Regions from separate parts of the Homo sapiens genome. Here region 1 is linked to region 2. Evidence: chromatin loops called from intact Hi-C (ENCODE). Cell type or tissue: Panc1. All regions are shown on one strand. Links, peaks and the distances in the headings refer to the core of each region. The heading gives the core; the rest is flanking DNA. Region 1 overlaps SEPTIN14 (septin 14). Region 2 has its middle 88 kb from the start of SEPTIN14.

Region 1 (15,241 bases), core at 6,581-14,580, 51 kb after region 2:
GGCCTTGGGCAGGACCCAGTAATTTGCTGGTTTCATATGTGACCCAGCACAGTACCAGCTGTGATGGCCACAGGAGTGATGATGTCACCCTTCCCTCAACTCCAAGCAACCTAGCACAGACAGAGAGACTCCTTCTGTTTGGGAGAAAGTGAGAAAAGAGTTTGAGAGATTCTGCCTCATAATCCAGGGAATTCTCCCAGATATTATCCAAGACCACTGAGGCAGTACGAGTCTGCTGGCGTCACAGTGTTACTGGGCTTGGGGTACCACCTAATACATTCCCTTTGAATACTTAGAAAACCTTCTCAAATAGAATAGGCACAATTGAGCCCAGACTGCAAAGATTACAATAAATATCTAACTCTTCAATGCCCAGACATAGATGAACATTGACAAGCATCAAGACCATCCCAGAAAACATGACCTCACCAAATGAACCAAATGAGGCACTAATGACAAATCCCAATCACATATCTCAGGACAGATATATGTAACCTTTCAGAGATCTCAAAATAGCTGTTTTAAAAGAGCTCAGTGAAATTCAAGATAACACAGAGAAGAAATTCAGAATTCTATTAGCATTATTATATGCCAACAGTGAACAATCTGAAAAAGAAATAAAAACTAATCCAATTTATGACAGCTATAAAATAAAATACCTAGAAATAAACATAACCAAAGAAATGAAAAATCTCTACAATGAAAACTATAAAATACTGATGAAAGAAATTGAAAAGAATGCAAAACAATGGAAACACAGTTCATGTTCATGGATTGGAAGAATCAATAATATTGTTAAAATGTTCATACTGCTCAAAGCAATCTAAAGATTCAATGCGATCCCTATCAAAATACCAATGACATTCTTCATAGAAAAAGAAAAAGCAATTCTAAGATGTATATGGAACCACAAAAATACTTAAAGCAATTCTGGGCAAAAATAACACTGGAGGAATCGCATTACCTGACTTCGAATTATACTACAAAGCTATAGTAAGTGAAACAGCATGGTACCGGCATAAAAACAGACACAAAGACCAATGGAACAGAATAGCGAACCCAGAAATAAATCCACACAGCCACAGAGAACTCATTTTCAACAAAGGTGCCAAGCACATACATTGGGGAAAGGATAAGCGCTTCAATAAATGGTGTTGTGAAAACTGGATATCCATTTGCAGAAGAAAGAAACTAGACTTTTATCTCTCAACACATATAAAAATCAAATCAAAATGGATTAAAGACTTAAATCTAAGACCTCAAATTATGAAACGACTACAAAAAACATTGGGGAAGCTCTTTAGGACATTTAGTGAGTAATACCCCACAAGCACAGGCAACCAAAGCAAAAATAGACAAATGGGATCACCTCAAGTTAAAAAGCTTCTGCAAAACAAACGAAACAACAAAGTGAAGAAACAATACACACAATGAGAAAATATTTGCAAACTATTTATCTGACAAAAGATTAATAGCCAGAATATATTTAAGAAGCTCAAACAACTCAATAGGAAAAAAATCTAATAATTTAATTTAAAGTGGGCAAAAGATCCGAATAGACATTTCTCCAAAGAAGACATACAAATGTCTTCTTTTGTCTTATTGATAATAACTGTTTTAACATGTGTGAAGTAACTGCTCATTGTGGGTTTTTTTAAATGCCAAACAAGCAAATGAAAAGGTGCTCAATATCACTGATTACCAGAGAAAGGCAAATAAAAACTACAATGAGATATAATCTCACCCCAGTTAAAAAAGCTTTTATCCAAAAGACAGGCAATAACAAATGCTGGTGAGGATGTGGAGAAAAAGGAATCCTTGTACACTGTTGATAGGAATGTCAATCAGTACAGTATCTATGGAAAACAGTATGGAGTTTCCTCAAAAAACTAAAAATAGAACTACCATATGATCCAGCAATCCCACTAGTAGGTGTATACCCAGAAGAAAGGAAAGTAGTATATCAAAGAGATAGCTCCACTCCCATGTTTGTTACAGCACTATTCACAATAGTCAAGATTTGGAAGCAACCTAAGTATCCATCATCAGAGGAATGAATAAAGTAAATGTGGTACATATACATGATGGAGTACTATTCAGCCATAAAAAATAATGAGATCCTGTCATTTGCAACAACATGGATGGAACTGAGGACATTCTGTTAAGTGAAATAAGCAAGACACAGGAAGACAAACTTCACATATTCTCACTCATTTGTGGAGCTAAAAATTAAAACAATTGAACCCATGGGGATAAAGAGTGGAATGTTGATTACCAGAAGCTAGGAAAGGATTGGGGAGGGAGAGAAGTGGGGATAGTTGATGGGTACGAATATATAGTTACATAGAATGAATAAGATCTAGTATTTGATAGCACAAAAGGGTGACTACAGTCAACAATAATTTATTGTACATTTTAGAATAACTAAAAGAGTATAGTTGGATTGTTTGTGACACAAAGAAAGGATAAATGCTTGAGTTGATGGGTACTCTATCCTGATGTGATTACTACACACTGAATGCCAGTATCAAATATCTCATGTGCCCTATAAATATACACACCTACTAGGTATCCACAAAAATTAAAAATTAAAAAACACAGGCCCAGTGTGGTGGCTCATGCCTGTAATCCTAGCATTTTGGGAGGCTGAGGCAGGCAGATCACCTGAGGTCAGGAGTTTGAGACTATCCTGACCAACAAGCCAAAACCCTGTCTCTACTAAAAATACAAAAAAAAAAAAAAATTACCCAGGCTTGGTGGCGCATGCCTGTAATCCCAGCTACTGAGGAAGGAGAATTGCTTGAACCCAGGAGGCAAAGGTTGCAGTGAGCCAAGATCACACCATTGCACTCCAGCCTGGGCAACAAGAGCTAAACTCCATCTCAAAAAAAAAATTAAAAACACAACAAGCTGTAACTTCACCCATGCTAAAATGGCTATTATCAATAAGACAAACAAGTGCTGGTAAGGATGTGGAAAAAAGGGAACCCTTGTACACTGTTGGTGGCAATGTAAATTAGGATAACCATTATGAAAAACGGTATGGAGTTTCTTCAAAAAATTAAAAATAAAACAACTACCATATGATCCAGCCATCTCACTACTGGATACATTACCTCCCAAAAATGAAGTCAGTATGTCAGAGAGATACTTACACTACCATTATTCACAAGAACCAAGATATGGAAGCAATCTAAGTGTCCATGAATAGATGCATGAAGAAAAAAAGTGTGGCATATATACGCAATGGAATTCAGCCTTAAAAATCAGGAAATTCTATCATTTGCAGCAACATGGATGGAACTGGATGACTTTACACTAAGTGAATACGCCAAACACAGAAAGACAAATGGTAAATGATCTCACTAATAGATCAAATTTTTAAAAGTTAAACTTGTAGAAACAGAGAGTAGAATGGTGGTTACGTGAGTTAGGTAGAGGGTATGTAGGAGAGATGTTGGTCAAAGGATACAAAATTTTAGTTAGGTAAGAACAAGTTAAAGAGATCTATTGTACAACATAGTGACCATGTTAATAACAATATTTTATATATATATATATATTTTTTTTTTTTGAAAAGGAGTCTCGCTCTGTTGCCCAGCTGGAGTGCAGTGGCGTGATCTCAGCTCACTGCAAGCTCCACCTCCCGGGTTCACATCATTCTCCTGCCTCAGCCTCCCAAGTAGCTGGGACTACAGGTGCCCGCCACCATGCCTGGCTAATTTTTTTGTATTTTTAGTAGAGATTGGGTTTCACTGTGTTAGCCAGGCTGGTCTCAATCTCCTGACCTCATGATCCGCCCGCTTCAGCCTCCCAAAGTGCTGGGATTACAGGCGTGAGCCACTGCGCCCGGCCAATATTTTATATTCTTGAAAATTGCTAAGATAGATGTTAAGTTTTCATCACAAAAATAATTGAGATAACACATATGTTAATTATATCAATTTAGCCATCCCACAATGTATATGTATTTCAAAACATCATGTTGTACATAAGTACATAAAATTTTATTTGTCAATTAAGATTAATTAATGAAAAATAATTTGTATGGCTCTCTCCTGTGTTTGTCATGTCCAGAAGATTGACCACAATATATGGTTTATTGTGATTAATACTGTGACCAAATTTTATGTATCAACATATAGTATAGATATATATTTTATAACATATACTAACATGTAATACAACATAATAAATATTAAAACATTAAGTTTTAAGTATGCTTAACAAATTTTAAATTTTCTAATATGTCAATTTTTTAACAACATCATTTGAGGCTGGACACGGTGGCTCATGCCTGTAATCCCAGCACTTTGGGAGGCCGAGGCAGGTGGATCACCGGAGGTCAGGAGTTCAAGATCAGCCTCACTAATATGGTGAAACCCCATCTCTACTAAAAATACAAAAATTAGCCCGGTGTGGCGGCAAGCGCATGTAATCCCAGCTACTCGGAAGGCTTAGGCAGGAGAATAGCTGGAACCTGGGAGACAGAGGTTGCAGTGAGCCAAGATCATGCCACTGCACTCCAGCCTGGGCAACACGAGTGAAACTCTGTCTCAAAAAAAAAAAAAAAAAAAAAATCATTTGGAAACCAGTACAAGTAGAAATCTTCCATTCCCCAATAATTATATGAACCACAAGTATATGAACCAGACAATAAATTACTGCTTACTACACTATTCTAACTCATTATGATGCTAAATAATAATATAAATGTCAAAGGTATAATCTCTAGCCAAAGGTAAATTGTACTTTCTTGTTTTAAAAAGTTTATAACTCTTTTTTCTAGTGACCAGTTTAAAATGGTTTCTACATTAGGTAGTAATGAGTTTATGTAACATGTCTACACACTAGTATTTTTGCTTCCATTTTGTTGAAAGTGCTTTCCAGCACTCTCAGTGTCATGATTTATACAGAGAGATAATATGTACATGGCACATTGGGAGCGTTGGGATAGACAAAGAGGTTCTTCCCAGCCTCTGTAGATTTTGGCTTAAAGCAGCGTTCAGCAAACTTCTATGAGAATGAATCATAGTCAAAGTAAGCATTAGTTTAAATAAAACAGAGTTTGTGTTCCCCATTAGTAACTGTTAACTTACAGATTAGCAAGAGTTACCAATATTAGTTCAAGTTAAAATGTTATTTTGAGACTATGAGTGATACACATATATTTAACTTAATCATTCCAAAGCCTGCCCTCTGTCATTTTTACCTTGCAAAACTCCCCAAGGGTAGTGACGGCCTCTGACCATCCTTTTTCCAACTTTCACTTCATCTGTACTCCCTACCACAGCAAAGGGTAACAGCCCCTAGAAAACAAGAATGACATGAATTGAATTCTCTAGCACCATTAGAGCTTACTCTATTACTCTCATTCCTGTTATAAAAATGACAGGCCAGCGCGGTGGCTCATGCCTGTAATCCCAGCACTTTGGGAGGCCGAGGTGGGCGGATCATGAGGTCAGGAGATCGAGACCATCCTGGCTATCATGGCGGAACCCCATCTCTACTAAATATACAAAAAATTAGCCGGGCATGGTGGCGGGCGCCTGTAGTCCCAGCTACTCGGGAGGCTGAGGCAGGAGAATGGCGTGAACCCGGAAGGTGGAGCTTGCAGTGAGCCGAGATCATACCACTGCACCCCAGCCTGGGCAACAGAGCAAGACTCCGCCACACACACACAAAAATGACAGAGATGATGATATTGTAATAAATTTAATTAGACAGGGATCTACCCTGCATCTCATTTTAAGACTTGACAGTATGCACTAATTGGTTTCTGTCAGCATAAGTCTCAGGCTGTGCACACAATTGGAAACTGTCTACTGAGCCAGAGCCTAAAGCAAGGTATCCTGCTGTGGGAAACACATAGAAAAAAGATTTTCAGTAGGCATCATTTTTCTCACACTATGTTTACCCTGAACCATCTTTAACCTGAATGTTGAAGAAATAACATGCAAATAACTTTTAACTCTGGTATAAAAGTTAAAAGACAAAAATATTAAAAACAACTACAACTATTATAATAATTAATGGATACACAATATAAAATACTTTAATAAGCAATACTGTATATGTCTCAATAAATTATGTTTGTTTTTTTGAGACAGAGCCTGGCTCTGTCACCCAGGCTGTAGTGCAGTGGCATGATTTTGGCTCACTGCAACCTCCACCTTCCAGGTTCAAGCAATTCTCCTGCCTCAGCCTCCCGAGTAGCTGGGATTACAGGTGCCTGCCACCATGCCTGGCTAATTTTTGTATTGTTTAGTAGAGACGGAGTTTCACCATGTTGGCCACGCTGGTCTTGAACTCCTGACCTCAGGTGTTCTGTCCACCTCAGCCTCCCAAAGTGCTGAGATTACGGGCGTGAGCCACCACGCCCATCCCAAATAATTTTTTACATTTTACATTACTTAGCATTTCAATTCAGAAATCTATTAGTGTTTGAGGTATCTTAAAATAAAGGAGGTGTAAATTATAAGAAAAGAGAAATGGAAGACATGGAATTAACAGTTATCAGTTACAGTTACCTGTTACATTCTAGACTCTGTGTTTCAGATCCTTCACAAAGATTTTGGCACTTACACCTCAGAAAAAAAGCCTTAATAGAAGTGTCATTGATCCCATAGCATAGATAACAGTCTCAGGGAAGATGAGTGAATTGTGCAGGATCTTTTGGCTTTTAAGTAGAGAAGCTAGGATGGAAATCTAAATCTGTATACTTTCAAAATGTATCATCTTTCGGCTGGGCATGGTGGCTCATGCCTATAATCCTAGCACTTTGGGAGGCCGAGGTGGGCGGATCACCTGAGGTCAGGAGTTCGAGACCAGCCTTGCCAACATGGTAAAACCCCGTCTCTACTAAAAATACAGAAATTAGCGGGGCATGGTGGCAGGCACATGTAATCCCAGCTACTTGGGAGGCTGAGGCAGGAGAATTGCTTGAATCCAGGAGGTGGAGGTTGCAGTGAGCTGAGATCGCGCCATTACATCTCGGTCTGAGAAACAAGAGTGAGACTCTGTCTCAAAAGAAAAAAAGAAAAGAAAATTATCATCTTTCAAATTTAAGCTAATATTTTAGGTATTTACTAGCCTAAAATATTTACACAGATAAAGAGTTTCATCATCTTTATTACTGCCCTGATTCCAGAACCAGAGACAACACAGCATTCGCATCCAACCCCCATCTACCTGTTTTTGAGGCTAAGTCCTTGGCAAGTCTATTTGAGAGTTGGAGGCTCCCTTTTACCACTCAAGACCTACTTGTGAAATAGGGGCCCTGCCTTGGATGCAGCAAACAGAGAAGATGGGGGCCCTGACCATCCTTGCCTGGTTCATGAGGCAGTGGCTCATTGTGTGGGGAAGTAATCCAAAGAACCTCAGACTGGTGCTCCTCCTCACTGAGCTCTCAGTTACCAGTGGGTGCCTGAAGCTTCAGGGCAGGGTGGGTAACCTGCCATTGTTTCCACCCACAATTCCAGAACCCTGCCTCAGAGATTTTACCTTGGAGGAGAAACAGGCCATGAAATGGAGAAAACCCATTCAAAAAATTATATGTAATCCCAAGGGACCTGAATAGCCAAAAAAATATTGAAAAGAAAGACCAAAGTTAGAGGTCTCACACTTCTAGAATTCAAAACATATTACAAAGCTACAGTAATCAAAATAGTTTGGAAGTAGCATAAAGACAGACATGTAGACCAATGGAATCAAATACAGAGTCCAGGGTTAATCCCTCCTTACCTATTCTTCTGTTGATGGATATTTGGGTTGCTTCCATCTCTCAGCTACTGTGGATAATAATGCAATTTATATGGCTTTACAAATATCTAAGTAAGACCCTGCTTTCAATTCTTTCAGAGAAAGAGGATTGTTAGATCATATGGTAATTTTATTTTCAACTTTGGAGAAACCACCTATATTAGTCTGTTTTAACGCTACTGATAAAAGATATACCCAAGACTGGGAAGAAAAAGAGGCTTAATTGGACTTACAGTTCCACATGGCAGGGGAGGCCTTAGAAGCATGGTGGGAAGTGAAAGGCACTTCCTACATGGCAGCGGCAAGAGAAAATTAGGAAGAAGCAAAAGCAGAAACCCCTGATAAACCTGTCAGATCTCGTGAGACTTATTCACTATCACAAGAATAGCACAGGAAAGACCAGCCCCCATAATTCAATTACCTTCCCCTGGGTCCCTCCCGAAACATGTGGGAATTCTGGGAGATATGATTCAAGTTGAGATTTGGGTGGAGACACAGCCAAACCATATAACCACCATACTGTTTTTCATAGTGGTTCTAGATGAGAAAAAGATAAAACTCTATTGAAAAAATCAGGGACTATCTAAATAAATGGAGAGACATTCCATGTACATGGATAGAAAGACTCAATATTGTCAAGATGTCAATGTTCCATAACTTAACCTATGTATTCACCACAACCCCAATCAAAATTTCACCAAATTATTTTGTGAATAATAACAAATTAACTCCAAAATTTATATGAAAAGGCAAAAGAACTAGAATAGCCAATGCAATATTGAAGAAGAACAAAATTGGAAGACATACTATTCAACCTCAGGATTCACTGCAAAGCCATAGTAATCAAAACAGCGTGGCATGGGCAAAATAATAGACAAACAGATCAATAGAGCAGAGCAGAGAGCCCAGAAATATGCCTACACAAATAAAGTTAACTAATATTTGACAAAGAAGCAATGGGAATTTAATGGAGACAAGATATTCTTTTCAATAAACAGTGCTGGAACTGAATACTCACATGTAAAAATAAGAATCTACAAACAGACCTTACATATTTCACAAAATTAACTCAAATTGGATCATAGGCCTAAATGTAAAGCATAAAACAATAAAATTCCTAGAAGATAATGTAGAGTCCTAATTAGAGAAAGGGAGTCAGGCTGGTGGGAGCAGGGGAAAGCAAAAAAAAAAAAAAAAAAAATCAGATAAGCTACAAGTCTGCCTTTCTTCACCATCCAGAACACACGGCCCTCCTGCACAAATAACTCACAATCTTCCTGTGCCTAGCTATCAGCAGACCCTCGGCTGATACAAAAAATTGCAAGTTAGCTCACTGCCACTGATAGTGGCAGGAGGCGGACAAATGCCTAGGCAGATAGGGGCAAGTCCCCAGGGAAACCCCACTTCCAACCCAAGGATAGTTTAAAGCCTGAAAGCCAAGTTACAAGTCAAATCCATGGACTGGATTGAGAACCTGTCTTCCTGCTTGGTGCACTTTCCTCTGGCTGATCTCCACCCTTCACCTGTTTTACATATACCTACACTTCCTAATTGTTTTTTTCACATTGTTGTGCCCACCTTTGGGTGGTGCCTTTGTTTTAACCTTTTTGCATACTCACAAACCAATCAGCATGCACTCGCCTATTCTGAGCCCATAAAAGCCCTGGGCTTAGCCACACAAGGAGAGAAACAGCCCCCAGGTCCCCTCTCCACTGAGAGCTGTTCCATCACTCAATAAAATTCTTCTGTCTTCCTCATCCTTCAATTGTCAGGGTATCCTCATTCTTCTTGGTTGTGGGACAAGAGCTCATGAACTGCTGATCTCAGATAGAAGCTTTAACACAGGCAGGCTGGGGCATGCTGGCCCAGCCACAGGCTGAGCCACTGTGCAAGCCAGAATGGGCCAAATGGATGGGGCTACCTGTGTGGCAGGTAGCGCGCCCAAGCAAGGCCCAGGTGGGGGTGTCACTGGCTGGAGGTCCCTGGCTGGCAAAATGATTGAGAGGAATCCTGCATCACAACCTTGGCATTATCAGCACTACACAAAGCCCTCTTCAGCATACAGCCTAAGAACTAGCCTATAAAATCTGCAGCAATCCTTTGTTTGTTTGCAGTCAGCTTCTTTCTTGCAAGCTGCCTGTTGCCTCCCTAGCAATGTATTTTCCTACTTTCTGTAATAAATCTACCTTCCTTACCTACAGCAAGGTAAATTCTTTTTTTTTTTTTTTTGAGAGAGAGAGTGTCTCACTCTGTCACCCAGGCTGGAGTGCAGTGGTGCAATCCTGGCTCACTGCAACCTCTGCCTCAACAAGGTAAATTCTTTTATGCCTGCACCACCAGGCCAGATAGTCATCACTCCCTTGCAACAGATAACATAAAAGGAAATGCAGGTGACTTTGAATTTAGCAATGACTTCATCGATATAACACTGAAAACATCATTGATGAATGGAAAGAATCAATGAGTTGAACTTCATTAAAACTAAAACTTCTGCTAGCAAAAGACACTGTTAAAGATAACAAGATAAGCCACCGACTGAGAGAAAATCTTTGCAAAACACACACTTGATAAAGGACTGATGTCCAAAATATACAAAGAACTCTTAAAACCCAACAAAAAAATGAACAACTCAATTAAAAATGGGCACAAGATCCAAATAGCCACCTCAACAAAAAAGATATTCAGATAACAAATTAGCATGTAAAAAAGATGATCAACATCATACATCCTCAGGGAATTGCAAATTAAAAGAAAAATACATGGTACTACACATTTATTAAATTTCCACCCACTGAATCTAAAATAAAACTCAGTAATTTTTTTTAGGCCAAGCACAGTGGCTCACATCTGTAATCCCAGCACTTTGGAAGGCTGAGGTAGGCGGATCACCTGAGGTCAGGAGTTCAAGACTAGCCTGGCCAACATGGTGAAACCCCATCTCTACTAAAAATACAAAAAAAAAAAATAGCCAGGCGTGGTGGTGCATGCCTGTAATCCCAGATACTTGGGAGGCTGAGGCAGGAGAATCGCTTGAACCCAGGAGGTGGAGGTTGCAGTGAGCCAAGATCACGCCACTGCACTCCAGCCTGGGTGACAAGAATGAGACTCCATCTCAAAAAAACAAACAAACAATTTTTTTTTTTAATTTCCAAAATCCCAAACACTGACAACACCAAATCCTGGCAAAGATACAGAGCAGCAGGAACTATCACTCATTGCCAGTGGGAATGCAAAATGGCAGTAACCACATCGTAAGACTGGTAGTTTCTTTCGAAACTAAACGTACTTTTACCATATGATCAAGAAGTGCACTCATCAGTATTTATCCAAATAAGTTGAAAACTTGCGTCCATACAAAAGCCTGCACACAAATGTTTATAGCAACTTTACTCATAATTGCTAAAACTTGAAAGCATCCAAGATGTCCTTTAATCAGTGAGTGGATAAACAAACTGTGGCATACCTAAACATGAAATATTATTTAATAATGAGAAATCAGCTATCAAGCCACAAAAAAAGACACAGAGAAACCTTAAATACATATTTCTAAGTGGATGAAGCCAATCCAAAAGTTCTACATGAACTATAATTCCAACTATGTGATATTCCCAAAATAAAAAATTACGGAGAGTAAAAAGATCAATAGTTGCCAAGGGTAAAGGGAAAAGAGGGAGACAAATGAATAGGTCAAGTACAGGTGATATTTAGGGCAGTGAAACTATGGTGAATGTTACTGCAGTATGGGATAGAGGTCATTAGACATTTGTTGAAACCCATACAATGTTCAACACAAACAATGAAGACTGTTGTCAGATACGAACTTTAGTTTATAACTTACCAATATTGCCTCATCAAGTGTAACAAATGCACCACACTTAATGCAGGATGTTAATAATAGAAGAAAATCAAGGGAGGGCATTAAGATCTCTGTTCTTTCCACTCAATTTTTCTACAACCATAAAACTACTAAAAAAACATAAAAGTATTTTACATTTAAAAAGAAGGATGGGGCCGGGCGTGGTGACTCACACCTGTAATCCCAGCACTTTGGGAGGCCGAGGCGGTTGGATCATTTGAGGTCAGGAGTTTGAGACCAGCTTGGCCACCGTAGTGAGACCCCCACCTCTACTAAAAATACAAAAATTGGCCGGGCATGGTGGCTCACTCCTGTAATCCCAGCACTTTGGGAGGCCGAGGCGGGTGGATCACGAGGTCAGGAGATCGAGACCATCCTGGCTAACACAGTGAAACCCCATCTCTAATCAAAATACAAAAAATTAGCTGGGCGTGGTGGCAGGCGCCTGTAGTCCCAGCTACTCAGGAGGCTGAGGCAGGAGAATGGCGTGAACCCGGGAGGCGGAGCTTGCAGTGAGCCGAGATCGAGCCACTGCACTCCAGCCTGGCGACAGAGTGAGACTCCGTCTCAAAAAAAAAAAAAAGTCACAATTATTTATCATATTTATTACCTCAAATAATTATTATTTTCTTTGCTTTTTGGGGGGTGAGAACATGTAGATCTACTCTTTTACCAAATTTCAAGTATACAATGTTGTATATTGTTAACTATATTCACACTGCCATACATTAGATTTTCAGAACTTACTGATTTTGCAAACTGAATCTTTGCATACCCTGACCTATATCACAAAGAGAATTTTGAAAGCAGCAAGAGAAAAACATCTTGTCCCATATAAGGGAGGCTGCGTAAGACTATCAATGGATTTCTCAAAAGAATCTTGCAGATCAAGAAACAGTGGGATGATTCAATGTACTGGAAGAAAGAGAAAGACCAAAAGGAATACTTTACCCCAGAAAAGCTGTCCTTTAAGAATAAAGGATGGGCTGGGCCAGGTGGCTCACGCCTGTAATCCCAGCACTTTGGGAGGCTGAGGCAGGCAGATCACCTGAGGTCAGGAGTTCAAGACCAGCCTGGCCAACATGGCAAAACCCTGTCTCTACTAAAAATACAAAAATTAGCCAATGTGATATAGGGTGCCTGTAATCCCAGCTACTCAGGAGGCTGAGGCAGGAGAATTGCTTGAACCCAGGAGGTAGAGGTTGCAGTGAGCCGAGGCCATGCCATTGTACTCCAGCCTGGGCAACAAGAGTAAAACACTGTCCCAGAAAAAAAAAAAAAAAAGAATAAAGAACAATGCTGCCATCTGATCTTTTCAGCTGTGGCCTGGCACCCTTCTGAGAGCCCGGCTCCCAGATACTTGCAGTCTGCCCTGGCACTGCTGTCACTTTAGCATTCTGCAGTTGCCTGAGCATTCTTCCTGCCCCTGCCTAAGTTTTCTGCCAGCTGTGTGGGGGCCAGCCTGCCCCTCTCTATCACAGCCAGCACCTGAACCCTGGGTACCTGAGGACACATATGCCAGCCTGCTTCTGATCCAGTCCCTCCAGTACTTATGCATGCCATCCAGAGCACCATATAGGGATCTGAGAATCAAGAAAATGGCTAGCCCAGTACACCATTGGCACATGATCGCTCTCTCTGGAGACTAAGGCTGTGCTGACCCAGCTAGCCAACACTGCAACAGCTGAAATCCACCCTCATGTGCTGAAAGGTGAAGCTGCTTCCCCTTTGTACACAAAGGAGCAGCGTTCCTGCATGAGAGAACAGGCAAGCCACAGGGCTGTCTGTATTGGCCTGAGGGAAGAGGTCCTACCCTGAGGTTGCTCCTGTGAAGAGCCACAAGACAGGCATTTTCAATGGCTCTTGGCTACGTTATGACCTAGAGATAGATGACTGGGTCTGTATGAACTGAGAGTCATGAACTCTGGGACAGGGGTAGGATAGGGAAACACATCATGTTCCTACCTACACAGGAGGTAGAGCTGGTACAGCTCCTCCCTCCCTACAGAGACCTGTGAGCATTTCACCAGGAGCTGCACCAGCCACCCTCTAAAGGCTACTGTTCACGTTCATCATTGAGATGTTGGTGGGTAAGCTTTGTGGTCCAGCTCTGCCCAGCTGTGTCTTCCCCTCTGGGCTGAACAGGCAACTCAGAGTCTAGGCATTACATAGACCAGCCTATCACCTGAAACAACAGACAGGAAATCACAGTAAACAAAGATCAAACACACACCATCTGCTTCTGCCATAGCTGGCTCTTACTCATAAGTGCCACTTACTGGCATGGAGGTTAAACTACACAAATCAATAAAAAGTCTACTGACAGAAGGGCACAGGGCTAAAGAAACAAAGCCAAAGCCCCCTACCCAATATATGCTGTAGTTACACCCACAAGGAGGAAAAACCCCATCTAAATTAAAGTAAATTCAAAAATAAGAAGTGACAACTTTCCCAGATGAGAAGAAACCATCATAAGAAGTTTGGCATCATGAAGAAAAAAAAAAAAGCAGAATGTTTTGACACTACCAAAGGACACACTAGCTCTCTCGCAATGGATCCTAACCAAAATGAAAATTCTGAAATGAAAGATAATGAATTCAAAATATGGATTATAAGGAAGTTCAATGAGATCCAAGACAAAGCTGAAAATCAACACAAAGATACCAGAACAATGCAGAATGTGAATGAAGTACAGATATCTTAAAAAAAAAACAATTGAATTTCTAGAAATGAAAAACACACTGAAGGGTTGGGTTACAGATGAAAGCTTTTTTTTTTTTTTTTTCTTTTTGAGACAGAGTCTTGCTCTGTCGCCCAGGCTGCAGTGCAGTGGCGCCATCTCAGCTCACTGCAAGCTCCACCTCCCGGGTTCACACCATTCTCCTGCCTCAGCCTCCTGAGTAGCTGGGACTACAGGCACCCACTACCACGCCCGGCTAATTTTTTGTATTTTTAGTAGAGGTGGGGTTTCACCGTGTTAGCCAGGATGGTCTCGATCTCCTGACCTCGTGATCCGCCCATCTCGGCCTCCCAAAGTGCTGGGATTACAGGCGTGAGCCACTGCACCCGGCCAGATGAAAGCTTTAACAATAGGCTAGACTAAGCAGAAGACAGACAGAAAATAGGATCCCAGTGCCTTTTGGCTTGTAAACTTTCTTCTGAGAAGTCGGCTGTTAGTCTAATGTGATTTCCTTTATAGGTGATTTGAAAATTGTCTCTTGCTTCTTTCAGAGTATTTTCCTTCAAGTTGCCTTTGGATAGTCTGGTGAAGTTCATCTTGCAAAATATTTTCAGGTATTTTCCGAGCTTCTCGTATCTGGATGTGTACCTCTCTAGCAAGGCCAAGACAATTTTTCTGATTATTCCCTCAAATATGTTTCCAATCTTTTTACCTTTTCCTCTTCTCTCTCAGAAATGCCTACAACTCATAAGTTTGGTTGCTTTACATAATTTCCGATTTATTGAACTCTTGATTATTTATTTAAATTTACTTTTTTTTTTGTCTGTGTTAGTTCAAAAAACCTGTTTTGTTTTTTGAAAAGATAAGAAAATTGATATGGTGCTAGGCCGGGCACGGTGGCTCACGCCTATAATCCTAGCACTTTGGGAGGCCAAGACAGGTGG
Region 2 (15,241 bases), core at 2,149-10,148:
ATTTTTAGTAGAGACGGGGTTTCACCATATTGGCCAGGCTGGTCTCGAACTCCTGACCTTGTGATCTGCCCGCCGTGGCCTCCCAAAGTGCTGGGATTACAGGCATGAGCCACCACGCCCAGCCCTGGTTTTATTTATTTTTTGAGACGGAGTCTCGCTCTGTCACCCAGGCTGGAGTGCAGTGGCGCGGTCTCAGCTCACTGCAGCCTCGACCTCCCGGACTCAAGCGATCTTCCCATCTCAGCCTCCTGAGTAGCTGGGACTGCTGGCACATGCCACCACACCTATCTAATTTTGTTTATTTTTTGTAGAGATGAGGTCTCACTATGTTGCCCAGGCTAATTTTGAACTCCTGGCTCAAGTGATCCTCCTACCTTTGCCTGCCAGAGTGCTGGGATTATAGGTGTGAGCCAACATGCCCAGCTGGGGATTTTATTTCTAAGCATTTTAAAATCAATGCAGGAAACAAATGCTATATAGCAGGTGTCGTAATATCAAATGTGTCCATTTCACGTAGGGCTTAGCCTTTATCATGTTATTCTAACATAAGAAAAACTACGCCAAAAATATAGTGTAGCCAGGTGCAGTGGCTCACACCTGTAATCCCAGCACTTTGAGAGGCCAAGGCGGGCGGATCACCTGAGGCCAGGAGTTTGAGACCTGCCTGGGCAACATGGTGAAACCTCATATCTACAAAAAATACAAAAAAATTAGCTGGAAGTGGTGATGGGTGCCTATCATTGCAGCTACTTAGGAGGCTGAGGCATGAGAATCAGTCAAACCCAGGAGGTGGAGGTTGCAGTGAGTCAAGATCACGTCACTGTATTCCAGCCTGGGTAACAGAACAAGACTGCATCTCAAAACATATATGAAGTTTTTACCACCTAGTTTCCTGAGATCTAAAAATAGGGATTGTCTAAAAAATAAAAATAAAAAAATGATAGTCTTTGTGAATGATGAATGAAAAAGAGTTAAAAGGAACCTTTTTGGCTGGATGCGAAGGTGACTATTGCCTGTAATCCCAGCACTTTGGGAGGCAGAGACAGGAGGATCACCTGTGGTCAGGAGTTTGAGACCAGCCTGGTCAAAAAGGTTTGAGAACCTATGGTCAGGAGTTTGAGACCAAACTGGAGTTTGAGATCAGCCCCGTCTCTACTGAAAATACAAAAATTATCCAGGTGTGGTAGCAGGTGCCTGTAATCCCAGATACTTGGGAGGCTGAGGCAGGAGAATCACTTGAACCCAGGAGGCAGGAGGTTGCAGTGAGCCGAGATCACGCCACTGCACTCCAGCCTGGGCATGATGGAGCAAGACTCCATCTCAAAAAAGAAAAAGGTTCTAGCCAGGCTGGTCTCAAACTCCCAACCTCAGGTAATCTGCCTGCCTTGGCCTCCCAAAGTGCTGGGGTTACAGGCATGAGCCACCGTGCCCAGCTTTTGAATCTTTTCTTTTTTTGACAGAGTCTCACTCTGTCACCCAGGCTGGAGTGCAATGGTGCAATCTCAGCTCACTGCAACCTCCGCCTCCCAGGTTCAAGCAATTCTCTTGCCTCAGCCTCCCAAGTAGCTGGGATTACAGGTGCCCGCCACCACGCCCAGCTAATTTTTTGTATTTTTAGTAGAGATGGGGTTTTGCCATGTTGGCCAGGCTGGTCTCGAACTCCTGACCTCAGGTGATCCACCCACCTCAGCCTCCCAAAGTGCTAGGATTACAGGCATGAGCCACCACACTGGCTGCTTTTGAATTGTTAGCTTAGATAATTTATAACCAGTGTTGGGGTTGGCTAAGCAATGAACATTGGCCTAGCTTAATGAGAAATACATAAAAGTAAAATGAAGAGTTTTCTCAGAGCTCCCAATCTCATTTTCAAGAAATGACAAAATCAGCCAGGAGCGGTGGCTCACACCTGTGATCCCAGCACTTTCGGAGGCCGAGGCGGGAGGATTGCTTAAGCACAGAGGTTCAAGACCAGCTGAGCAACGTAGCAAAACTCTGTCTCTAAAAAATTATTCAGGGATTGTGGTGTGCACCTGTCATCCTGGCTACTCAGGAGGCTGAGGCAGGATGATCACTTGAGCCCAGAAGTTCAAGGCTGCAGTGAGCCATGACTGTGCCACTGCACTCCAGCCTGGGTGACAGGGTGAGACCCTGTCTCATAAAACCAAAAAGGAATGACAAGATTGGTTGGGTGCAGTGGGACATACCTGTAATCCCAGCACTTCGGAAGCTGAGGCAGGAGGAGTTTGAGAGCAGGCTGGCAACATAGCAAGACCCTACAAAAAATTTAAAAAGTAGCCAGGTGAGGTGGGGCACACCTGTAGTCTCAGCTACTCGAGAGGCTGAGGCACGAGAATCACTTGAACCCAGGAGGCAGAGGTTGCAGTGAGCTGAGATTGTGCCACTGCACTCCAGCCTGGGTGACAGAGCGAGACTGTCTTTTTCTTTCTTTCTTTTTTTTTTTTTTTTTTTTTTGTCTCGCTCTGATGGAGTCCCGCTCTGTCACCCAGACTGGAGTGCAGTGGGGCAATCTGTGTTCACTGCAAGCTCTGCCTCCTGGGTTCACGCCATTCTCCTGCCTCAGCCTCCCGAGTAGCTGGGACTACAGATGCCCACCACCACGCCCGGCTAATTTTTTGTATTTTTAGTAGAGACGGGGTTTCACCGTGTTAGTCAGGATGGTCTCAATCTCTTGACCTCGTGATCCACCCGCCTTGGCCTCCCAAAGTGCTGGGATTACATGCGTGAGCCACCGCACCTGGCCAAGACTGTCTTAAAAAAAAAAAAAAGTGAAGGGAAAAGACAAGTAACAGAATTTTGTACTTTCAAATGAGTATATGCAGTATTGTGTCTATATCCTGCCAGAAAAAAGGAAATACTATTTTAAAAAATCATGCACAAAAGGAGGGTATCAGTTAGTACAACTAATGAAATAATAATAACTATAAACAATTTTTATTTATTTATTTTTTTCTTGAGACAGGGTCTTACTCTGTCACCCAGGCTAGAGGGCAGTGGCACAATCACAGCTCACTGCAACCTCGAACTCCCAGGCTCAAGTGATCCTTCTGCCTCAGCGTCCTGAGTAGCTAGGACTATAGGCATGAGCCACTACCCCCAGATAGTTTTTAATTTTTTTTATAGAGATGGGGTCTCACTATATTGCCCATGCTGGTCTCAAACTCTGGCCTCAAGCCATCCTCCCTCCTCAGCCTCCCAACGTGCTGGGATTAGAGGAATAAGCTACTGCGCATGGCCTATAAACAATTTTAACTATGAAAAAGTAGAGTGTTTCAATCAATCACATGAATCAATCAATCAAAAAAAAAAAAAAGGTGTAGATTGGGGGCAGTGGCTCACACCTGTAATCCCAGCACTTTGGGAGGCCGAGGTGGGCAGATCACCTGAGCTCAGGAGTTCAGACCAGTCTAGTCAACATAGCGAAACCCCATCTCTACAAAAAACTACAAGAATTAGCTGGGTACGGTGGCATATGCCTGTAGTCCCAGCTACTTGGGAGGCTGAGGTGGGAGGATGGCTTGAGACTAGGAGGTGGAGGTTGCAGTGAGCCGAGATTGCACCACTGCACTCCAGCCTGGGTGACAGAGCCAGACCCTGTCTCAAAAAAAAAAAAAAAAAAACGTAGAGCACTACCAACAGTTCTCCCTCATCCCAGAATAGAAAATCCCCCACCATTTCTTATGCACACACTGCGACTCTTGGCCTCCCAGGCAGGGCGGTGCCTGTTCTGGACCAGATCCCAGGTCCAAGGGGATTTCCTCTACACCGCAGACTTCTCTTTGATCTTCCCTTCTTTGAAATTACAGGGCAGGGATGCGATTTCCATCCAGGTAGTTTTGTTTGTTTGTTTGTTTGTTTGTTTGTTTGTTTGATGCGGTTTCGCTCTGTTGCCCAGGCTGGAGTGCAGTGACGCGATCTATACTCACTGCAACCTCCACCTCCCAGGTTCAAGCGATTCTCCTGCCTCAGCCTCCCGAGTAGCTGGGACTACAAGTGCATGCCACTGCACTCGGCTAATTTTTTTTGTATTTTTAGTAGAGACAGGGTTTCACCACGTTAGCCAGGATGGTCTCGATCTCCTAACCTCGTGATCTGCCCGCCTCGGCCTCCCAAAGTGCTGGAATTACAGGCATCAGCCACCATGCCCAGCCTAATTTTTGTATTTTTAGTAGATACAGGGTTTCACCATGTTGCCCAGGCTAGTCTTGAACTCCTGCGCTCAGGTGATTTGCCCACCTCGGCCTCCCAAAGTACTGGGATTACAGGCATGAGCCAACATGCCTGGCCTGCCATATAGTTTATTTCTTATTTATTTTATTTTTTGAGACAGAGTCTCACTCTCTCACCCAGGCTGGAGTGCAGTGGCATAATCACTGTTCACTGCAACCTCCGCCTCCCGGTACAAGCAGTTCTGCTGCCTCAGCCTCCTGAGTAGCTGGGATTACAGGCACCTGCCACCACGCCCAGCTATTTTTTGTATTTTTAGTAGAGACAGGGTTTCACCATGTTGGCCAGGCTGGTCTCGATCTCTTGACCTCAGATGATCCTCCCGCCTCAGCCTCCCAAAGTACTGGGAATACAGGTGTGAGCCACCATGCTCAGCTCCTGCCATCTAGTTTAGAACTCAAACATTTACCTACTGATGTGATTTTTATTTTTGTAGGCATTTGTCTTGGTTATAAGAGGGCAGGGACCACATCTTACTCTCCAGAAGCCCTGACATTGTCCAGCTGAATGGGTCCCCAGCAGTGGTGCATGTACTGATGCAGGAGAGTGCAGTGAGGGATAGGAGGAAGCCAGGAGGCGAAGACGGGAGGATGTAAGGAGGAAGGTGCTGTGTACTCAGCAAAGGCACCCTGGGGGAGGCCAGGCTTACCTCTCTTTGCAGGAATAGTTTATGTTTGAAACACCTGGCTGGGTGCGGTGGCTCACACCTGTAATCCCAGCACTTTGGGAGCCCGAGGTGGGCGAATCACCTGAGGTCAGGAGTTTGAGACCAGCCTGGCCAACATGGTGAAACCCCATCTCTACTAAAAATACAAAAATTGGCCGGGCGCGGTGGCTCACGCCTGTAATCCCAGCACTTTGGGAGGCCGAGGCGGGTGGATCATGAGGTCAGGAGATCGAGACCATCCTGGCTAACAAGGTGAAACCCCATCTCTACTAAAAATACAAAAAATTAGCCGGGCGCGGTGGCGGGCGCCTGTAGTCCCAGCTACTGGGGAGGCTGAGGCAGGAGAATGGCGTGAACCCGGGAAGCGGAGCTTGCAGTGAGCCGAGATTGCGCCACTGCAGTCCGCAGTCCGGCCTGGGCGACAGAGCGAGACTCCGTCTCAAAAAAATAAAAAAAATAAAAATAAAAATAAAAAAAATAAAAATACAAAAATTAGCCAGGTGTGGTGGCAGGCACCTGTAATCCCAGCTACTCGGGAGGCTGAGGCAGGAGAATCATTTGAACCCAGGAGGCGGAGGTTGCAGTGGGCAGAGATCACGCCATTGCACTGCAGCCTGGGCAACAGAGTGAGACTCCGTCTCAAAAAAAAAAAAAAAAAAAGTTTGAAACACTTACTGCTCTCTATTGCTCCTGCAACCTTTGTTTTCTGATTTTCTAAAAATCATTTCTCCTCCGGGTGCTGTGGCTCATACCTATAATCCCAGCACCTTGGGAGGCCGAAGTGGGCAAATCACCAGAGGTCAGGAGTTCAAGACCAGCCTGGCCCAATATAGTGAAACCCCATCTCTACTAAAAACACAAAAATTAGCCAGGCGTGGTGGCAGGTGCCTGTAATCCCAGCTACTTGGGAGGCTGAGGCAGGAGAACCACTTGAACCCGGGAGGCGGAGGTTGCAGAGAGCAGAGATCACACCACTGCGCTCCAGCCTGGGCAACAGAGCCTCCAAAAAAATAAATAAAAATAAAAATCATTTATCTCTCTTTTCTTACTTCTTAGGATGCTTTCATTGGATTTGGAGGAAATGTGATCAGGCAACAAGTCAAGGATAACGCCAAATGGTATATCACTGATTTTGTAGAGCTGCTGGGAGAACCGGAAGAATAACATCCATTGTCATACAGCTCCAAACAACTTCAGATGAATTTTTACAAGTTACACAGATTGATACTGTTTGCTTACAATTGCCTATTACAACTTGCTATAGAAAGTTGGTACAGATGATCTGCACTGTCAAGTAAACTACAGTTAGGAATCCTCAAAGATTGGTTTGTTTGTTTTTAACTGTAGTTCCAGTATTATATGATCACTATCGATTTCCTGGAGAGTTTTGTAATCTGAATTCTTTATGTATATTCCTAGCTATATTTCATACAAAGTGTTTTAAGAGTGGAGAGTCAATTAAACACCTTTACTCTTAGGAATATAGATTCGGCAGCCTTCAGTGAATATTGGTTTTTTTCCCTTTGGTATGTCAATAAAAGTTTATCCATGTGTCAGAACAGATTTGTGGAATTTGCAGTTCTGCCTCTTGGATATTGGAATATCCAATATTTCAGGTACTGTGTTGAAGCATAAACATCCCCCAGGCAAGAAACAGGCTTAAGACTTTGCTTAGTGCTGGGCACAATGTCCTCACCCCATGAGCCCACTCCCACTTCCTAAAGCCCTGGGACCTGGAAAGTCCTTTTTTTACCTCTTGGGATTTGTCATATATGAAATGTTACAGAGATTGGTTTTTTTTTTTCGCCTCCAATATAACAATAGAGTCTTAAACAAAAGTACTGATTGAAAAATGGATATTCGGGCTCACGCCTGTAATCTCAGCACTCTGGGAGGACAAGGTAAGAGGATCAACTTGAGGCCTGGAGTTTGAGACCAGCCTGGGCAACACAGCAAGACCCTGTCTCTACAAAAAATAAAAACATTAGCTGGATGTGGTGGCACCCACCTGTAGTCCCAGCTACTTGGTGGGCTGAGATGGGAGGATCCCTTGAACTCAGGAGTTCAAGGCTGCAGTGAGCTGTGACTCCACCATTGTAATCCAGCCTGGGTGACAGAGTGAGACCCTGTCTCTTAAAAAGAAAAAAGGATATTTGAAAATCACATAAAGTAAAAGAAATAAAAACAAGTTTAATCACAAAGGCCAGCATTTTCCCCTAAATGAATTAAATATTAATAACTCCTAACAGCCTATATAAACACATTTCTTTTTTATAAATGACGTGGAAATACTTGAAAGCCAGGTTTGTGTTTGTTTTGAGCAGAGCCAAGCAAGGGAAATTTCAGAACACGCTTTGAACGTGTGAGATTCTATACCCTCCCTGGAGGTATGGGGGAGGGGAAAGCCACGGGGTTAGGAAGTGGATACTGTTGGATAATTCAGTAGAAAAAGCCATAAGGTTTTTAATATTGAGAATTAGTTGAAAAACTTACTTAACCAAATTTGGCTATATAATTAAATAAATAATTATTCAGCCACATAAGCAAATCAAATTAATCAAATTTCCTTCCAAATCAGTTTCTGAAGGAGAGACATGAAATAGGTTTGGCACCATTTAAATGAGATTCCAAACAATGAGGCCGTTGTTCCCAACTGTGAATGCCTCCTGGTCGCTCTCCTAGAAACCGTTTTGTGGTGTTTGCACTTTTCAGTAGTGCCAAGCTCTGGGCAGGACCAGGCATGCCAGGACCTTGAAAAGTGCTGCAAACGGCATCAGCCTCTATGCTGCCCGGTGTGCATGGCAGGAGCAGGCCATTGGTGGGCGGGTGGGAGGACCGATCCCCCACTGGTTTTCACTGTCTGACCGTCACAGCTGCTACTGCCCCACTAGTTCTTGCCCGCGGCACAGATAGAGCCCATTTCTCAAGATGGGAATTGCAATAGAGAGCTTAATTCGTGCAGAACCGGCCAAACAGGAGGCCGGAGCTTTATTCTTACATCAATCTCCCCAAAAATTCGGAGGCTAGACTTCTTCAAGGATACTTTGGCAGGCCAGGGGATTCGCTTCTGGGTGGAGCCACAGAATTGGCCATGGGGTGGGGTCGGGTGGGGGCGGGGGCGGGGTTAGTTAGGTCCGGGTGGAGCCACTGATGGTCAGAAACACAAAAACCTGAGCCAGGCACGGTGGCTCACGCCTGTAATCCCAGCATTTGGGAGGCCAAGATGGGCAGATCACTTGAAGTCAGGAGTTGGAGACCCACCTGGCCAACATGATGAAACCCCATCTCTACTAAAAATACAAAATGTGGTGGGGCACGCCTGTCATCCCAGCTACTCGGGTGGCTGAGGCAGGAGAATTGCTTGAATCCAGGAGGCAGAGGTTGCAGTGAGCAGAGATTGTGCCACTGCACTCCAGCCTGGGTGACAGAGTGAAACTGCCTCAAAACAAAACAAAAAAAGAAAAGAAAAAAGAAATGCAAAAACCTGAAAAGACATCTCAAAAGGCCAATCTTAGGTTCTACAGTCGTGATGTAACCTGCAGGAGTAACGGGGATTTACAAATCTTGTGCCTGCCCTCTAGAATAATAACTAGAAACGGTGTTTATGTGTACACCTTGGCGGAATTTAGGCTTCTCTCATCCTCCTAGCCTGGTGGTCTCTCACTAGCTTTATGAAGGTGGTTGAGTTTTGGGGAAGGGCTATTATTATTTTATTTATTTATTTATTTATTTATTTATTTATTTATTGAGATGGAGTCTGGCTCTGTCACCCAGGCTGGAGTGCAGTGGCACGATCTTGGCTCACTGCAACCGCCACTTCCCGGGTTCAAGTGATTCTCCTGCCTCAGCCTCCTGAGTAGCTAGGATTACAGGCGCACGCCACCACGCCCAGCTATTTCTTTTTTTTTTTTTTTTTTTGTATTTTTAGTAGAGATGGGGTTTCACCATGTTAGTCAGGCTGGTCTCAAACTCCTGACCTTGTGATCCTCAAGCCTCAGCCTCCCAAAGTGCTGGGATTACAGGTGCCCGCTGCCACGCCTGGCTAATTTTTGTATTTTTTGTAGAGACTGGGTTTCACTATGTTGCCCAGGCTGGTCTCGAACTCCTGACCTCAGGTGATCCTCCTGCCTCGTCCTCCCAAAGTGCTGAGATTACAGGTGTGAGCCACAGTGCGTGGCCAGCTCACTCACTCTTGACACTGTTTCCACTTCTACTCCCCGACCCCCCAGTTCCTCAGTGTGGTGGATCCAGAAGTCTGCTTTACACAACTGCTCCCTGTGGCCACCTTCCCATGGGACAGTTCCATGCAGCCTGTTCAGCTGGCCCCGCTGACCCTCACACCCCACACAGACTACGCAGATATGCTGCAGTGCATTCAGTCACTGCAAGACCTCCTGGAACGCGTGACTGCTTGCTTTATATTTTGTTTGTTTTTTTGAGACAGGGTCTCACTCTGTTGCCCAGGCTGGGGTGCAGTGGTGCAATCTCAGCATACTACAACCTCCATCTCCCAGGCTCAAGCGATTCTCCTGCCTCAGCCTCCTAAGTAGCTGGGACTACAGGCGCCCACGACCACGCCCAGCTAATTTTTGTATTTTTAGTGGAGACGGGTTTCACCATGCTGGCCAGGCTGGTTTCAAGCTCCTGACCTCAGGTGATCCACCCACCTCAGCCTCCCAAAGTGCTGGAATTGCGGGCATGAGCCACAACGGGCATGTGTCACAACAGGCTGGCTAATTTTTGTATTTTTAGTAGACACAAGGTTTTGCCATATTATCAGGCTGGTCTCGAACTCCCGACCTCAGTTGATCCACCCACGTTGGCCTCCTAAAGTGCTGGGATTTCAGGTGTTAGCCACCTGTAAAAAGTTGAATTTTTTTTTTTTTTTTTTTTGAGAGGGAGTCTCACTCTGTCACCCAGGCTGGAGTGCAGTGCAGCAGTGCAGTGGCGCAATCTTGGCTCACTGCAACCTCCACTCCCGGGATTCAAGTGATTCTCCTGACTCAGCCTCCCGAGTAGCTGGGATTACAGGCACCTGCCACCGCACCCGGCCAGTTTAACTTTTTAATAAATAAAACTGAAAAAATGTTTGATCTATTTAGGGGGTACAGGTACAGGATTTCTACGTGCATATGTTGTGGAATGCTGAGGTCTTGGCTTTGAGTGTAGCCATGATTCAAATAGTGAACATTGTACTCAATAGGAAAATTTTCACCCCTCACCCTCTTCCCATCCTCCCATCTTTTGGAGTCTCCAATATCTGTTGTTCCCCATGTCTACCTATTGTTTAACTCCTATGCATGAGAACATTCAGTATTTGACTTTGTTTCTGAATTATTTCACTGAGGATAATGGCCTCCAGTTCTATCCACAGTGCTGCAAAAGATATGATTTCATTCTATTTGTGGCTGAGTCATGTTCCATGGTGTACATGTACCACATTTTCTTTACCCAGTCATCTGCTGATGGACACTTAGGTTGATTCCATATCTTTGCTACCATGAATAGTGCTGTGATACACATATGAGTACAGGTACTTTTTTTTTTTTAACTTTTTGAGATGGAGTTTCGCTCTTGTTGCCCAGGCCAGAGTGCAATGGCGCGATCTCAGCTCACTGCAACCTCCACCTCCCAGGTTCAAGTGGTTCTCCTGTCTCAGCCTCCCGAGTAGCTGGGACTACAGGTGCACACCTCCACACCCGGCTAATTTTTGTAATTTCTGTAGAGATGGGGTTTCATCATATTGGTCAGGCGAGTTTCATCATATTGGTCAGGCTGGTCTTGAACTCCTGACCTCAGGTGATCTGCCTGCCTCAGCCCCACAAAGTGCTGGGATTACAGGTAAGTACAGGTACTTTTTGATATATAGATTTCTTTCCCTTTGGGTAGGTACCTAGTAGTGAGATTGCTGGTTGAACGGCAGTTCTATTTTTAGTTCTTTGATAAATCTCCATACTGTTTTCTGTAAGGGTTGTAATAATTTACATTCCCACCAACAGTGTATAAGTGTTCCCTTTTCTCTGCATCATCACCAATATCTGTTGTTTTCTGACTTTTAATTTTATACTTATTTTTATAGAGATGGGGTCTCATGTTGTCCAGGCTGGTCTCAAACTCCTGACCTCAAGTGATCTGCCCACCTCGGTCTCCCAAAGTGTGGGATTACAGGCATAAACCACCACACCTGACTGTTTTCTGACTTTTTACTAAATAGCATGTGCTTGGGTGCGGTGGCTCATGCCTGTAATCCCAGCACTTTGGGAGGCCAAGGCGGGAGGATAACTTGAGATCAGGAGTTTGAGACCAGCCTGGCCAACATGGTGAAACCCCACCTCCACTAAAAGTACAAAAATTAGCTGGGCGTGGTGGCAGGTGCCTGTAATCCCAGCTACTCGGGAGGCTGAGGCAGGAGAATCTCTTGAATCTGGGAGGTGGAAGTTGCAGTGAGTCGAGATTGAATTACTGCTCTCCAGCCTGGGTGACAGAGCAAGGCTCCCTCATAATAACAATAGTAGTAGTAATAATAATAATAATGGCATGTGTCCTTCTTCAGCATGACCTTAACATTGCTCCCATGGTGAGGTCGGGTCTGTGCTCCTCCCCCTTGAATTCAAGAAGGTCTGTGACTGGCAGAAGTGATTCAAGCTAGGTCATAAAAGGTGACACCATTTCTCCGTGGTCTTCCCAGGATGCTTGCTCTTTGAACTCAGCCATCATGCTGTGAGGAAGCCCAGATCACAAGGAGAGGCCACATTTTGATGTTCCAGTCAACAGTCCCAGCACAGGTTTCAGATGACAGCCAACATCAGTTGCCAGACATGAGACTGAAGAAGGCTTTGTGAAGACTCCAGCCCCAGCCACTACAACAGCATGAGAGACCCCAAGTGAAAATCACCTGCCTGAACCCATCAACTCCCAGAACCATGAAAATAAAAAACTTTTTTTTTTCCAGATGGAGTTTCACTCTTGTTGCCCAGGCTGGAGTGCAATGGCATAATCTCAGCTCACTGCAACCTCCACCTCCCAGGTTCAAGCAATTCTCCCGCCTCAGCCCCCCGAATAGCTGCGATTACAGGTGTGCGCCACCACACCCGGCTAATTTTGTATTTTTAATAGAGACGGGGTTTCTCCATGTTGGTCAGGCTTGTCTCGAACTCCTAACCTCAGGTGATCTGCCCGCCGTGGCCTCCCAAATTGCTGGGATTACAGGTGTGAGCCAACATGCCCCACAAGATTGTTATTTTAAGCACCTAAAGTTTTGGGGTTATATATTACACAGTAAGAGTAAGTTAAATATCCTCCTGTCCTTCTAGCTTTTCAAATCTCTTACTCACCCAAACCTAGTCTCTCTCTGAACACCTGCTCTGCTTTAATCAATGTTTTCCCCATAGACCCAGCGAGAGGTAGGTTGGGTTATCTTCCTACTCTTCATGGCTGCTGAGAGACCATTTCTTCTTCTTCTTCTTTTCTTCTTTCTTCTTCTTCTTCTTTCCTTCTTTCTGCCTCCTCCTCCTTCTTCTCCTTCTTTTTCTACCTCTTCCTCTTCCTCCTCCTCCTTCTTCTTCCTCCTCCTTCTTCTTCTTCCTCTTCCTCCTCCTCCTCCTCTTCCTCCTCAACAGGGTCTCACCTCCTCAGGCTCAAGTGATTCTCCCACCTCAACCTCCTGAGTAGCTGAGACCACAGGCACATGTCACTGTACCCGATTGGTTTCTTTTTATTTTTTGTAGAGATGGGGTCTCACTATGTCACTCAGGCCAGCCTCAACCTCCTGGGCTCAAGTGATCCTCCTGCCTTGGCCTCCCAGAGTGTTGGGATTACAGGTATGAAGAACTGTGCCCAGCCTCATTTTTCATCTTCTTTAGCTAACCTAACTGTCTCTGTGTTCTCCAGCATTCTATTCCCTTGAATACTCAATCTCCTGTGTGGCTGCTGCAAGTCCTGGGATCTTTTTAGGATTCCCTCTCTAAGGGCCATTTATTTATTTATTTATCTATTTATCTATCTATTTATTTATTTATTTATTTGAGACGGAGTCTCGCTCTGTCGCCCAGGCTAGAGTGCAGTGGCGTGATCTCGGCTCACTGCAAGCTCTGCCTCCCGGGTTCATGCCATTCTGCCTCAGCCTCCCGAGTAGCTGGGAATACAGGCGCCCACCACCACGCCCGGCTAATTTTTTGTATTTTTAGTAGAGACAGGGTTTCACTGTGTTAGCCAGGATGGTCTCAATCTCCTGACCTCTCCCACCTGCCTCGGCCCCCCAAAGTGCTGGGATTACAAGCAGAAGCCACCGCGCCCGGCCGGGCCATTCATAAAGTGGTGCGTTAATTTGCCCACAGTCCGCAGTCCACATTGCAGCCAACAGCAAAGCCAAACGCCAGCTGTGCCTGGATCTCCCTACATACCACATTCACCCTTATCTCGCATACATTTCCTTCACTATGCTAGGACAAGAACACTTTTGACCTAATCAATGCACATGTTCTCAGTTCAAAGTAAAACACATAATAAATAACCCCCTCCATGATGCTCACCTCCTGGTGAGTCTCTGTGTTAAAAGCAATTGTCTTCAAATCTAACTCCTGTGAATGTTTATACTTCTGTTTATTCTAAAACTCCCTAATTAGAGACTTCCCAGTATCTTGCAATTCCTCAACAAGTCATAGGGAGCCCAGGAATAAATTATTAAAAAATAATTAGCAATAGGCTTTACCTTGTTTTATCATTTAGTTGGTGATCTTTTCCAATTTAATTAGTCTTGCTGATATAGAAAACATTTTTAGAAGAGGCCTGTTGGGTTAAGAACAAGGCTCTTTCTAGCTGTTCTACAGAAGAAGGAGGAGGAGGAGGAGGAAGGAGAAGGAGAAGAAAGAAAAAGAAAAAGAAACAAGGCCCATTTTAGGAAACTTTTAGCCATGAGTAGAACACAGCCGAGGAAAACTCTGTTTTACATAAGAAATATATTTTGGCTAGGCACGGTGGCTCCTGCCTGTAATCCTAGCACTTTGGGAGGACAAGGCAGGCAGATCACCTGAGGTCAGGAGTTTGAGATCAGCCTGGCCAACATGGTGAAACCCTGTCTCTACTAAAAATACAAAAATTAGCGGGCGTGGTGGTGGGTGCCTGTAATCGCAGCTACTTGGGAGGCTGAGGCAGGAGAATTGCTTGAACCCGGGAGGTGGAGGTTGTGCCACTGCACTCCAGCCTGGGTGACAGAGCGAGACTCCATCTCAAAAAAGAAAAAAGAAACAGATTTCACGAAAGCACATTTAATGCAGGCAAATTTTGAGCATCAGAGAAATTGGTCTGGATTAAGTCCAGAGATACAGCATTGCTTTGGTTACAAGAATGGTTTGGAATCCCAGCTCTACTGCTTTAATAACTGCCTGTGCCTAGCAAGGTACTTAACCCCTCAGTATCTTCTCCAAAAAATGGGGATGGCAGTAGTACAGTGGTCCATGCCTCAGAGTGTTTGACGAGAATCAATTACATGGTGGCGGGCACATAATTAGTGCTCAATAAATGCTGTAGCTATTATCTTCATTCTTGTCTCTATGGGTGAAAGAAAAATGGCCGGGCGCAGTGGCTCATGCCTGTAATCCCAGCACTTTGGGAGGCTGAGGTGGGTGGATCATGAGGTCAGGAGATCAAGACCATCCTGGCTAACATGGTGAAACCCTGTCTCTACTAAAAATACAAAAAAAATTAGTTGGGCGTGGTGGCGGACGCCTGCAGTCCCAGCTACTTGGGAGGCTGAGGCAGGAGGCAGGAGAATGGCGTGAACCCGGGAGGTGGAGCTTGCACTGAGCTGAGATCGCGCCACTGCACTACAGCCTGGGCGACAGAGCAAGACTCCGTCTCAAAAAAAAAAAAAAAAGAAAAGAAAAAAGAAAAAAAGAAAAATGCAATACTGGATCAGATTAAATTCTTCCAGAAGCTGGCCGGGTGTGGTGGCTCACACTTCTAATCCCAGAACTTTGGGAGGCCAAGGGGGGCGGATCACCTGAGTTCAGGAGTTCAATACCAGCCTGGCCAGCGTGGTGAAACCCTGTCTCTACTATAAATACAAAAATTAACTGGGCATGTTGGCGGGTACCTGTAATCTCAGCTACTCAGGAGGCTGAGGCCAGTGAATTGCTTGAACCAGGGAGGCGCATGTTGCAGTAAGCTGAGATCACGCCACTGCATTCCAGCCTGGGCGACAGAGAGAGACCCTATCTCAAGAAAAGCAAAACATATAAAAAATTTTTTAAATACAGATTTTTGGGCTTTGTTTCATAGGTGATTCCCACCAGCAGAGAGACCTAAGAATGTGTATTTTTATCAAGCCCT

What was found. A loop is a pair of places that touch in the nucleus more often than their neighbours do. Peaks named below come from ENCODE experiments on the same cell type or tissue, not always from the same donor. Only the 100,000 strongest peaks of a DNase experiment are listed, where the experiment ranks them.
Region 1: a loop joins it to region 2, with 8 times the contacts of the local background. A loop is called at or near these places in 1 of 110 quality-filtered maps.

Annotation. Positions count from the first base shown.
Region 1 is chr7:55,813,915-55,829,155 of GRCh38, forward strand. SEPTIN14 (septin 14) reads right to left here. Exons shown (of 10, transcript NM_207366.3): 7 at 5,213-5,309. Among named protein-coding and RNA genes, the nearest start is that of SEPTIN14, 41 kb to the right of the region's middle. In Panc1, for the core only: no CTCF peak of the experiment used is centred there; no DNase peak of the experiment used is centred there.
Region 2 is chr7:55,767,213-55,782,453 of GRCh38, forward strand. It overlaps the pseudogene PSPHP1. Among named protein-coding and RNA genes, the nearest start is that of SEPTIN14, 88 kb to the right of the region's middle. RefSeq lists an enhancer at 7,746-8,245. In Panc1, for the core only: no CTCF peak of the experiment used is centred there; no DNase peak of the experiment used is centred there; H3K4me3 peaks cover 440 bases; H3K27ac peaks cover 2,389 bases.